Regions from separate parts of the Homo sapiens genome. Here region 2 is linked to region 1. The links are chromatin contacts, found by Hi-C or POLR2A ChIA-PET in ENCODE. All regions are on one chromosome and are shown on one strand. Each heading gives the region's core, a stretch centred on a gene start or an enhancer-like site at or near the end of the contact. The rest is flanking DNA. Distances are from core to core; before and after follow the strand shown. Region 1 overlaps ACAA2 (acetyl-CoA acyltransferase 2). Region 2 overlaps MYO5B (myosin VB).

The links. Hi-C counts contacts between places; a loop is a spot of excess contacts on that map. ChIA-PET counts read pairs that join two places held with the same protein, here RNA polymerase II (POLR2A). Pooled maps may share reads with other maps.
Region 2: a map of chondrocyte shows a loop between it and region 1 (5-fold over the local background). The contact joins two enhancer-like sites. A Hi-C loop is called at or near these places in 5 of 168 maps with a recorded cell type or tissue (CD4-positive, alpha-beta T cell, CD4-positive, alpha-beta memory T cell, CD8-positive, alpha-beta T cell and 2 more) and 9 of 50 pooled maps. POLR2A ChIA-PET finds 5 or more read pairs at or near these places in 4 of 52 experiments (GM12878, Panc1, activated CD4-positive, alpha-beta T cell and 1 more).

Annotation. Positions count from the first base shown.
Region 1 is chr18:49,787,030-49,791,391 of GRCh38, forward strand. It overlaps ACAA2 (acetyl-CoA acyltransferase 2), which reads right to left. Exons shown (of 10, transcript NM_006111.3): 8 at 262-332. Among named protein-coding and RNA genes, the nearest start is that of ACAA2, 24 kb to the right of the region's middle. Within about 2 kb of position 1,687, at least 4 of the 41 ENCODE cell types and tissues checked have a DNase peak (open chromatin) inside an H3K27ac peak, as active enhancers do.
Region 2 is chr18:49,833,548-49,838,147 of GRCh38, forward strand. It overlaps MYO5B (myosin VB), which reads right to left. Exons shown (of 40, transcript NM_001080467.3): 37 at 3,970-4,255; 38 at 3,164-3,338; 39 at 1,797-1,877. The region is part of intron 1 of SNHG22 (small nucleolar RNA host gene 22); the gene reads left to right. Among named protein-coding and RNA genes, the nearest start is that of SNHG22, 22 kb to the left of the region's middle. Within about 2 kb of position 1,529, at least 3 of the 41 ENCODE cell types and tissues checked have a DNase peak (open chromatin) inside an H3K27ac peak, as active enhancers do.

The sequences.
Region 1 (4,362 bases), core at 437-2,936:
ATTCCCAGGAATTTATACTTGAGTAAGAGAAATCAGGCAGTTTGAATATTCAAATATAAATAAAGCATGTTAACCAGGTGGGGAAAAGTATCAACACAAGGCATCTAATGAAGGTACTATTTATTTAGATGTACATCATTTGGAAAGGCTAACTACAATGAAATTCAAAGAGCAATGAGACCAAATTAAAGTCATTTATGCTATAAAAGTACATGGTTTATTCATGTTGTTAAAAAAAAAAAAAAAAAAAAAAACACTTACCTCTACCAAATCCATGTCCTTAAGACTCAGTCCTGCTTTCTTCAGTGCCCCACTGATAGCAGGGACAGGACCTATATAATAATAAAAATCTTCTATAAAAATATAGAAATAAATGTCATCTTATATTTACGTATCAAGCTTCTCCTTCTTTCCAAGTAAGGAAGAAATAATGCGGCAGTTATTAGTAGCCACAAATCTTACTACCTTGACCGTACCTATTAAATGAAGTGACCATAAAGAGGCAGAAAAAGGGCCCAGGCATGGTGGCTCATGCCTGTAATCTCAGTACTTTGGGAGGCTGAAGTGGGAGGATCACTTTAGCCTCCTGGGCAACACAGCAAGACCCCATCTCTAAAAAAGAAAAAAAATAATAATAAAAATAAAATGGAACCAAGGTGAAAAGTTGTTTATACATTCAAACTGCAGATAAGAGAATTACATGAAAAGTTCTACCATAAACGGCTTTAAGATTGAAAACAGCCAAAGGAGTCCATATATGGGATTTTAGTTATGTTAATAGATTATAATTGATATCAAAGAGCAAGGCAGACTGAGTGCTCTACTTGGGATCCAAGCCATATGCATTCACAGCACAGAAGTTACTGTGGCTACACTCTGAATTTTCAGGCCCATTTGGATAAAAGACAAGAAATAGCAGTATCTCCACATGGGCACAGAGAGATGGGAAACTACGAGGCACTTCAGGGAAGGTTTTATGAAGTAAGGTGATGTTTACAACTCCAAGGGTAGGCAGGAAATTTAAATAAAACATAACTCCTAATTTAAGAAATGCAACTCCATCTAATAAGACTTCTGAAATAAACTTTAGCTCCCAGATTTCTGATGATGTAATGAGAGTTTAATATTGCTCATAATTTAAATCCATATTTTTTCTCAAAAGGTAAAAAATTTGGGTAGAGAAGATTATCTACTTCTCGACTTGTTCTTAAAGAATGAAACTGCCAAAAATGTCTACAAAGAAAAATATGTAGTATGTTCTGCTGAATTCAAGTAGTCAAATATTCTGCATCAAGTTTCACAAGCATTTTACCTTATAAAATGGAAAATCAGTCTTTACAAGAAAGGCATAATGAAACCTAAATATAATATTTATTTTGTCACGTAGTTAAAATACTCTTTGGACAACAAACCACGTGCTTATTGATTAGGACTATCCAGTTAATGCACTTCAATTTAAAATGCCAGTTTCATGTGGCTACTGATTTACTACAGCTACTGATTTACTACAGGATCTGATTCCAGATTCTCTTTGTATGTCTAAAGCATGAAATCATGAAAATGAGATGGGTAGTCAGTAGTAAAGCATCAGTTATCCAGCCTGGTGAGGGGATGAAGTAGCCAACAGTGGTGACAGACACATAAAAGGTGGACAATGTTCAGACCACTGTACACACTTCCTTGTCTGCATAAACAACACAGCAAGCATGACTCGTACTTTCACTTTAACTCAGAATCCACCGTAACAATATGCTAGGCCATAACTCGATTTTTAAAGGACTCTTCCCAGACCACTGTTATTTACTGGGACTTCAGGAAGGTTTAGTATTCTTGTTAGGAAAAGGAGACCTTATTTCTAGTCCTGGTTCCTGTCACTAATAGCTGTGCGACTTTGTGCATCTCTCTGGGCAACAAGCTACTCATCAATAGCACTCTGAATGGGTTTTCCACCTTTTTCTCTTTAAGCATCAGAATTCTTTTTGCATATGATGCCAAGTAATAGATAATGCCAGACTGCTCCAGCTGAAGAGGCTCAAAGTTCCACCCACCAACCTCTACCATTGCCACCCCTGAGGAGTTCCAGGGAGTGCTGTCTTTCTATAGCTGTGTATTTCCTCAGAACCAGTACTATTCTTTTCAAGTCATGGCTTTCCCCGTTTTTTTTTGGTCTGCAGCTATTCTGCAGGGCTAAGGATTGCTAGTCATTAGGTAATCATGGAACTGAGAACCACTATTCTTGTAAGTTAGATTAACAAACCAGTTCCCACTAGATACTTAATAACTTATTCTCCCCACTTATTCATCTGGGATGCTTCAACGAGTTACTTTGTTTAATCCCATCACTATATACAAGTGACAGCCAAACTTCTAGATGAAGGGGGCAGCTGATACTGTGGGACATCTGGAATGTACAGCTCTGTTCAAGCCCCGAGGAAAAATGACAATCCTACCACAGGAGCATTCTTTGTACTTTAGGGCAAATATTCAGGCCCAGGAACAGAAGGAAGGAAAACAACGCTTTCTTGGTTCACTGGCTATGCTAATCTACCAGAACCTATTAAATAAAGTTAAACTGAAAAAGGAGTATAAAATAGCCAACCCATGTCACATACATTTGTTTGATCATCAAAAGCATCTAGGTGTATGCAGGAAAAAAACCAACTCTGCTCTTGGGCTGGGCATGGTGGCTCACGCCTGTAATCCTAGCACTTTGGGAGGCTGAGGTGGGCGGATCACCTGAGGTCAGTAGTTTGAGATCAGCCTGGCCAACGTGGAAAAACCCTGTCTCTGCTAAAAATACAAAAATTAGCCAGGCGTGGGGGCGGGCACCTGTAATCCCAGCTACTGGGAAGAATGAGGTTGCAGTGAGCTGAGATCACGCCACTGCACTCCAGCCTGGGTGACAAAGCGAGACTCTGTGTCAAAAACAAAAAACAAAACCAACTCTGCTCTTGGGCTCCACTCTGGACTTACTGAAACAAAATCTAAGGGTGTGGGGGTTATGAGTGGATTCTGACAATCATCTGAGGTTGGGAACCACTACCCTAGATATCAAAATAATAAATGCCATAACAACATACGGATGTTTAATTTTTCCACCACCTTCCATTTCTAAGACAAAAGTTATCTTTTGCCAATAGTGGATAGCCAAAAGCTAATAAGCTTAAGATTGACTTTTCATATGTGTCAAAATATCTTGCAGTTCTTGCTGACATAAATTTGAGACACATAGTGAAAGATGACAAAATATGAACATGCCAGCTTTTTTTCTTAGGAACTCTATACAGAGATATGTCTTCTCTGAGGGACATGGCAGCAAATATGGTTGAGTATTAATCCCAAGTCAGTGTAAGTGGTATTGTTTGAGTAGAACCTGTAGGCTTACACTGAAGGATCTCTGAGATGGCAGGTCAGTAACAGGTTATCCTCCTCCTCCTCTCTTGGAACCCACCTCAGAAAACAATTTAGTTATTCAAAAAAGGGCTAAACAATCTGAAATCTATACCCTAGGGCAGGCTTTTCCTTACAGTGGGAGGTTATATGTAGGTGGGATATATCAAAGTTACTGAGCACCAAATTTTATTTTTCTAAGTAAGGCACCTAATTGGTTCCCTGTTCCCCCAGAGAATGACAGGAACTATTAAAATTCAGCATCGTGTGTGGTTCCTAGGAGTGCATCCAGCAAAAAGCTCTTTGTTCTACTTCTAAATCAAATATTTTAAGCCAAGACTATACATGTTTATGGACTTCCAAATTTTTTCCATCTAGCATTTTACCAATCTAATTATAAGTCTTTATTTTGCTAATACTCACCTGAGCAAGAGGAATATTAATTTGACTTCCTGAGACTATGCGTTTAACTCACAGTGAAGAGAGCACTTGATTTCAGAGAGACTTGGATTCACACCCTGGCTGTCACTTACTGATTTGGAACCTTGTAAGACAACCTCCCTAAGCCTCAATTTTCTCATTCACAAAGAAGTCTCCCTTACTGGAGACGTGGGAAGACTGAATGTGTGTAAAACAACCAGCAAGGAGCTGCGATACCACCTTCTCCATACAGCCTTCTCTGTTTCACCCCAGGATTTCTCCCATCTCATAATTTCTTTTATCTTGTCAGGATCACGTAATTCTTCTGTTATTTTCTGTGTTGATTTCTAAACTCTCAAAGGAACAATAAGATATAATTACTGTGTGTTGATTTTTTAAATCTCAAATGGACACTAAGATATGATTACTTCCTCCATGGAGTTTACACGGTCTTGGTTTTTCTATTGTGTCTAGGACAGTTCTTCATAAAGATTTTTTATTTAAACTGATTACCAATCTTCTTTTCTCTACAGGTGACCTTGGTTTGGCCAC
Region 2 (4,600 bases), core at 279-2,778, 46 kb after region 1:
CATTATATTTTCCCTTTGTCCTTGATCCATTAAACCTGCAGTATGATGTGGCATATATTTTTTAACCTGAATTCTCATAAACAGTGGGGTTGCCAATTTATGAGCAGTTATAGTTCTCCCTCTAATGTGTGTCTCAGATATTCGAAACTAAACAAGACTTTCTAAACTTGCACTTTTGTATAAATTATCAGCCCTCCATAAAAATCCATATAATGGGTCCAGGTTCAGATATCTCAGTGGCTTCTGTCATCAAACTCTTCCCATTCAGCAGCTGACTATGAGCATCCTAACTGGATCCTTTCTGTCAGCGCCACCCACAACCCCATTGTTGTATACATGTTGGTGAGTAGAGAGACTCACTCTGCCTGCCCCATTCTGCGGCCTGTGTCTTTAACAATCGACTGTGTTTCTGTCATTGCCCTTAGGAGAACAACCTTTAGTCTGACTAGGCACCACTTCCCAGACGTTCCCTCTGTTGGCCTCTGTTCCCTACTTAGATGCTGGGCTAAAGTTCATTTAGGCTTTTTTTTTGCCATGGCTCTTTTCAAACCCCTTTTTAGCTCTTTTCAGGGCTCTCTAAATCTCTGGATCTACATTGAAACACTGTAAGGAGCTCCAAATAAAATCCCAGGAGTATTCCAAAGGGAACAGGTTCTTGTACAAAGCTCCATGTTTCCTCACGTTTCTTCAGTGTCTTTGATAAACCTCCATTTGGTTCCCTTTTTCCTGACTCTCCCTCTGATGACTTCCCCCTGAACCCCTTTTTAATCCTTGTTTTGTGTCAATATCCCTTCACTGGCCAACAAGGTCATTTAAAAGTTTGAGGGAGTGCTATGTCTCCCCTGAGGTGCTCCCCACAGGTAATCATGGGAGAAGTGTGGCCTGTTTTCTGAATCACTGCGACATGACTATCATTCCAACACTGTCACAGTTACTATCACATGCAAAGGTCAGGCGCTCAGCCATCACCTTGGGCTCAGCTTAAGGAAGCTCATGTTTAAGTAAAACATTCCCATCATCTTAGGAAAAGACAGATTTAAATAACCGTTTTCCCTAATACATTTTCTTTCAAGCATTTTCCTAAAAGCAAATATTGTCTTTTTTTTTTGAGACAAGAGTCTCACTCTGTCGCCCAGGCTGGAGTTCAGTGGCGCAATCTCGGCTCACTGCAAGCTCCGCCTCCCAGGTTCACGCCATTCTCCTGCCTCAGCCTCCCGAGTAGCTGGGACTACAGGCGCCCACCACCACGCCCGGCTAATTTTTTGTATTTTTAGTAGAGACCGGGTTTCACCGTGTTAGCCAGGATGGTCTTGATCTCCTGACCTCGTGATCCACCCACCTCGGCCTCCCAAAGTGCTGGGATTACAGGAGTGAGCCACCGCACCTGGCCTATATTATAAGTCTTAGACAAAGATTTAAGAGCTCAAATTGCTTTCTTTAAAGAACATTTCTTAGTTCCATTTATGGTTAGGGCTGATATTCTGCTGACATTGTTAATTCCATTTGGTGCTAATAGTTCAGTAACATGCTAGTGGCAAATGACATAATGCTTAAACTATGTCTATAATCTGAGAGGCAGAGATGATAAAAGTTGAGTTTTCTGTGTGTAAACAGTAAGTTACTCATGGGTGATACGGTTCATGTTTACCTAAGTAGAAAGTCTAGGAATGTAAGGTCTCCCAGCATATATGTAACCAGTATTTTAGTAATAAAGAGAAGCAAGATTAAAGCCCAAATTTTTAATTTCCTTTATAGTCGTAGACTGGACTTTATAAAATTACTATCTTAAAACTCACCTGGATTGTTCGTATAAAGGCCACTGTTACCCGTTCTTCAAATTCATTCAGGGGAGTATAAAGGTTTAAAATTTTGACAATCTGTTGGGGATAAAAACGGAATTTAGCACAGAGCTAAATGAACATGAGACAACTTTTGAACTTTAAAGAATATGTGACATTGGTACAAGAGTATGATCCTCTTTAGACAAGGCCCACAACACAGATGGAGCTGGACTGACATTTACACTTGGAGCCTGCATCCAGGAAACTAGAGCCCACAGCTTTGTCAGGTGGATCTGAGCCCTCTCACCGAACTCATGTCTCCTGTAAACCCACCTGCCCCTCCCCACTATGCTCATTGGTATACACAATGAGGAGTTTAGAATGCAGTTGCCTGAAATCCTCAGCCTCATATCTACTAGTAATTTAAAGGTTTCTTCTGAAGAGTACTGGAGATCTTACCTTAGATGAGAAAGGTCTTGTTTAATACCTAACTACCCCCTGTCCCCCAACATTGTTTACAAATGAGTATTTGAACAGGAGATACTCTTTTGTCTGCCTACCACTGGTTTGGTGGAAGTAGACTGCCCAAATGCAATGCCAGCTGCATCTAGAAGGAAACTTACTTTAAGTGAAATGTATTTAAAGAGAAGAAAAATGTTTGAAGACTTTCTGGAAATGTTTACAGAAGGAAGCAGTTTTTTAAAGAGTTAGATATTTAATATTTTAATAGTAAGCAGAGGAGGTAAGGAAAGGTGTTCACTTTGCTATATTAAGATGTGTTTTTCTGTACTGAGTTTGGATTTTGTTATTTATCTTTCAGGGACTGGCAATGTGTCGGCAACTGAATCATGGTTATACATTTTTTAGGGAAAAGGAAAGTAACACTTAAATGCCCCTAAGTTCTTAATGACTTCATTTAAAACAATATAAATGAGTGTGAGTGAAAATATGACCATATTGCAATTAGTTTTAAAGAAAAGGTTTTTCTTACAGTTATATTTGTAAAGAAAGCAAATACCTGATGCTGCCAATTTCTGAAAATTTGTGGATTTCTATGTAAGAAACATTCCAGAATTCATTATATTTAAAGAAGTTTTTACCTAAACTTAACGTTTTGTGAGTTTGCTACCTTATCTTTTTAAGTGAGTAAGAGGGATAGAGAGTTACTAGAAAACAGTATCTGTGGCATCTTGTTTCACAGACCAAATGGTTTTTGGTTCATCTAGGAATATCCCATCAGCTGCACTTCAAAATTGTCTCATTAGGGGTATATAAAGGGTGGGAGTGCAACACTAACAAATAACCACCAACGAGAACAGACTTGGAATGGACTCAGGGCTTCCTTGGAATACCATGTTGACAGAGGTGCAAAGTGACTGTACCTGCTGGGTGCTGAGGGAGGTACACAGGGAGCAGATAGCCTCTGCGTCCTCCTGGGTTTTCTTCTTTAATTGCAGGAGCTGGGCTGCTTGGATCAGAGGTTCCATGGTCTGAACTGCTCCACTCTGGTGAAGGTTTCTTCCCCGAAGCCACTCCTCAAGCTGACTTATATTGTACCTTAGCCATAGGTAGAAAGCAAGCTATGTTAAGCCGGTCCTCCTAATTCACTGAGAAGGGGACACCTGTTGTGTTTTGCAGGCCCGCTGCAGCTAGTGCCATTATTTATCTCACACGGTTAAAAAGCATGGCAAGTGCCTTGCACTCAGGAACTATTTGTTGAATAAAGAATGAATAAATGAATGAGTGGGTACTTAAAATCAAGCAAAGATGAAATACCTGAAGTGTCTACATAAGTTAACAGGGAAAAACAGGCATTAAATATACTGAATTGTAAGTATTTATATTTAACATTCACAAATGTATTTATACTTCTATGTGAGCCTTCATGCCTCTTAACTCATTGAGTTTTCTCTCTGACCTATCTGCTTTGTATTCAGTCTTTAACTTAGAGTATGTCAACATCTTTAAGCTTTGAACTAATTTGTTTACCAAGTCAACCATCTCAGTGTTCGACGGATTTCACCAACAGGTAAAAAGGTGATGGATTTGAGTCACAGACTGATGGAGACAAGGACTGTCAATTAGATTTGGATTTCATTTTTAGAAACAGCAGTCTTGTGTTCTGATTCTAGCTGCAGTCAGTGAGGGCCCACTCTATCTGTGTTGTTGGGGGGTGCTCCTCCCTTACCTGAGTTGCATGCCTGTGCTCCAAGAGCAGACGTCCTTCCGCAAGAGCAGGTTGTTAAGAGTCACTGCGTTGATCATGTAGAAGAGCTGTTTGAATACCTGCAGGATGATCTCAGGGTCCAAGCCCTGGTCACACATGACTGTATGAAAGGCATTCATCTGGCGGATGATAGCTTCCAGGCAGTATGAGTTATCCCCATCTGCCATGCTGGAGGAGCGCTTCCGGTAGCCGGTGGGCTTCACACCAGATAGACCCTGAATGCTCTCATTTTCCAACATGGCAGAAACTGAAATAAAAGCACAGTTAGAGAAGCTTGCATTCCCCACTAACAATGCAAAGATTGGACCACTCAAATCATTTAGTGCTCCGGGCTTTAGCAATGATACCATCCAGAGGTGTGCAATGTTGACATGCTTAGGAACTTATAACATTTGGCAAAAAATTTCTAATGTGTTGATTTCTGTATGGAATAAAACAGCTGTGGACAGCATTTTCATTTAATTTACTGGCAATTAGACAAAGATGATGGGCATGTACCAGCTCGATTTGGTATCGCCTGTGCTGAAGTCCACAGTTTGAGAATTGAGCAACCTGGGTGTCATCCTCGTCCAGCCACTGACTATGTAAATAA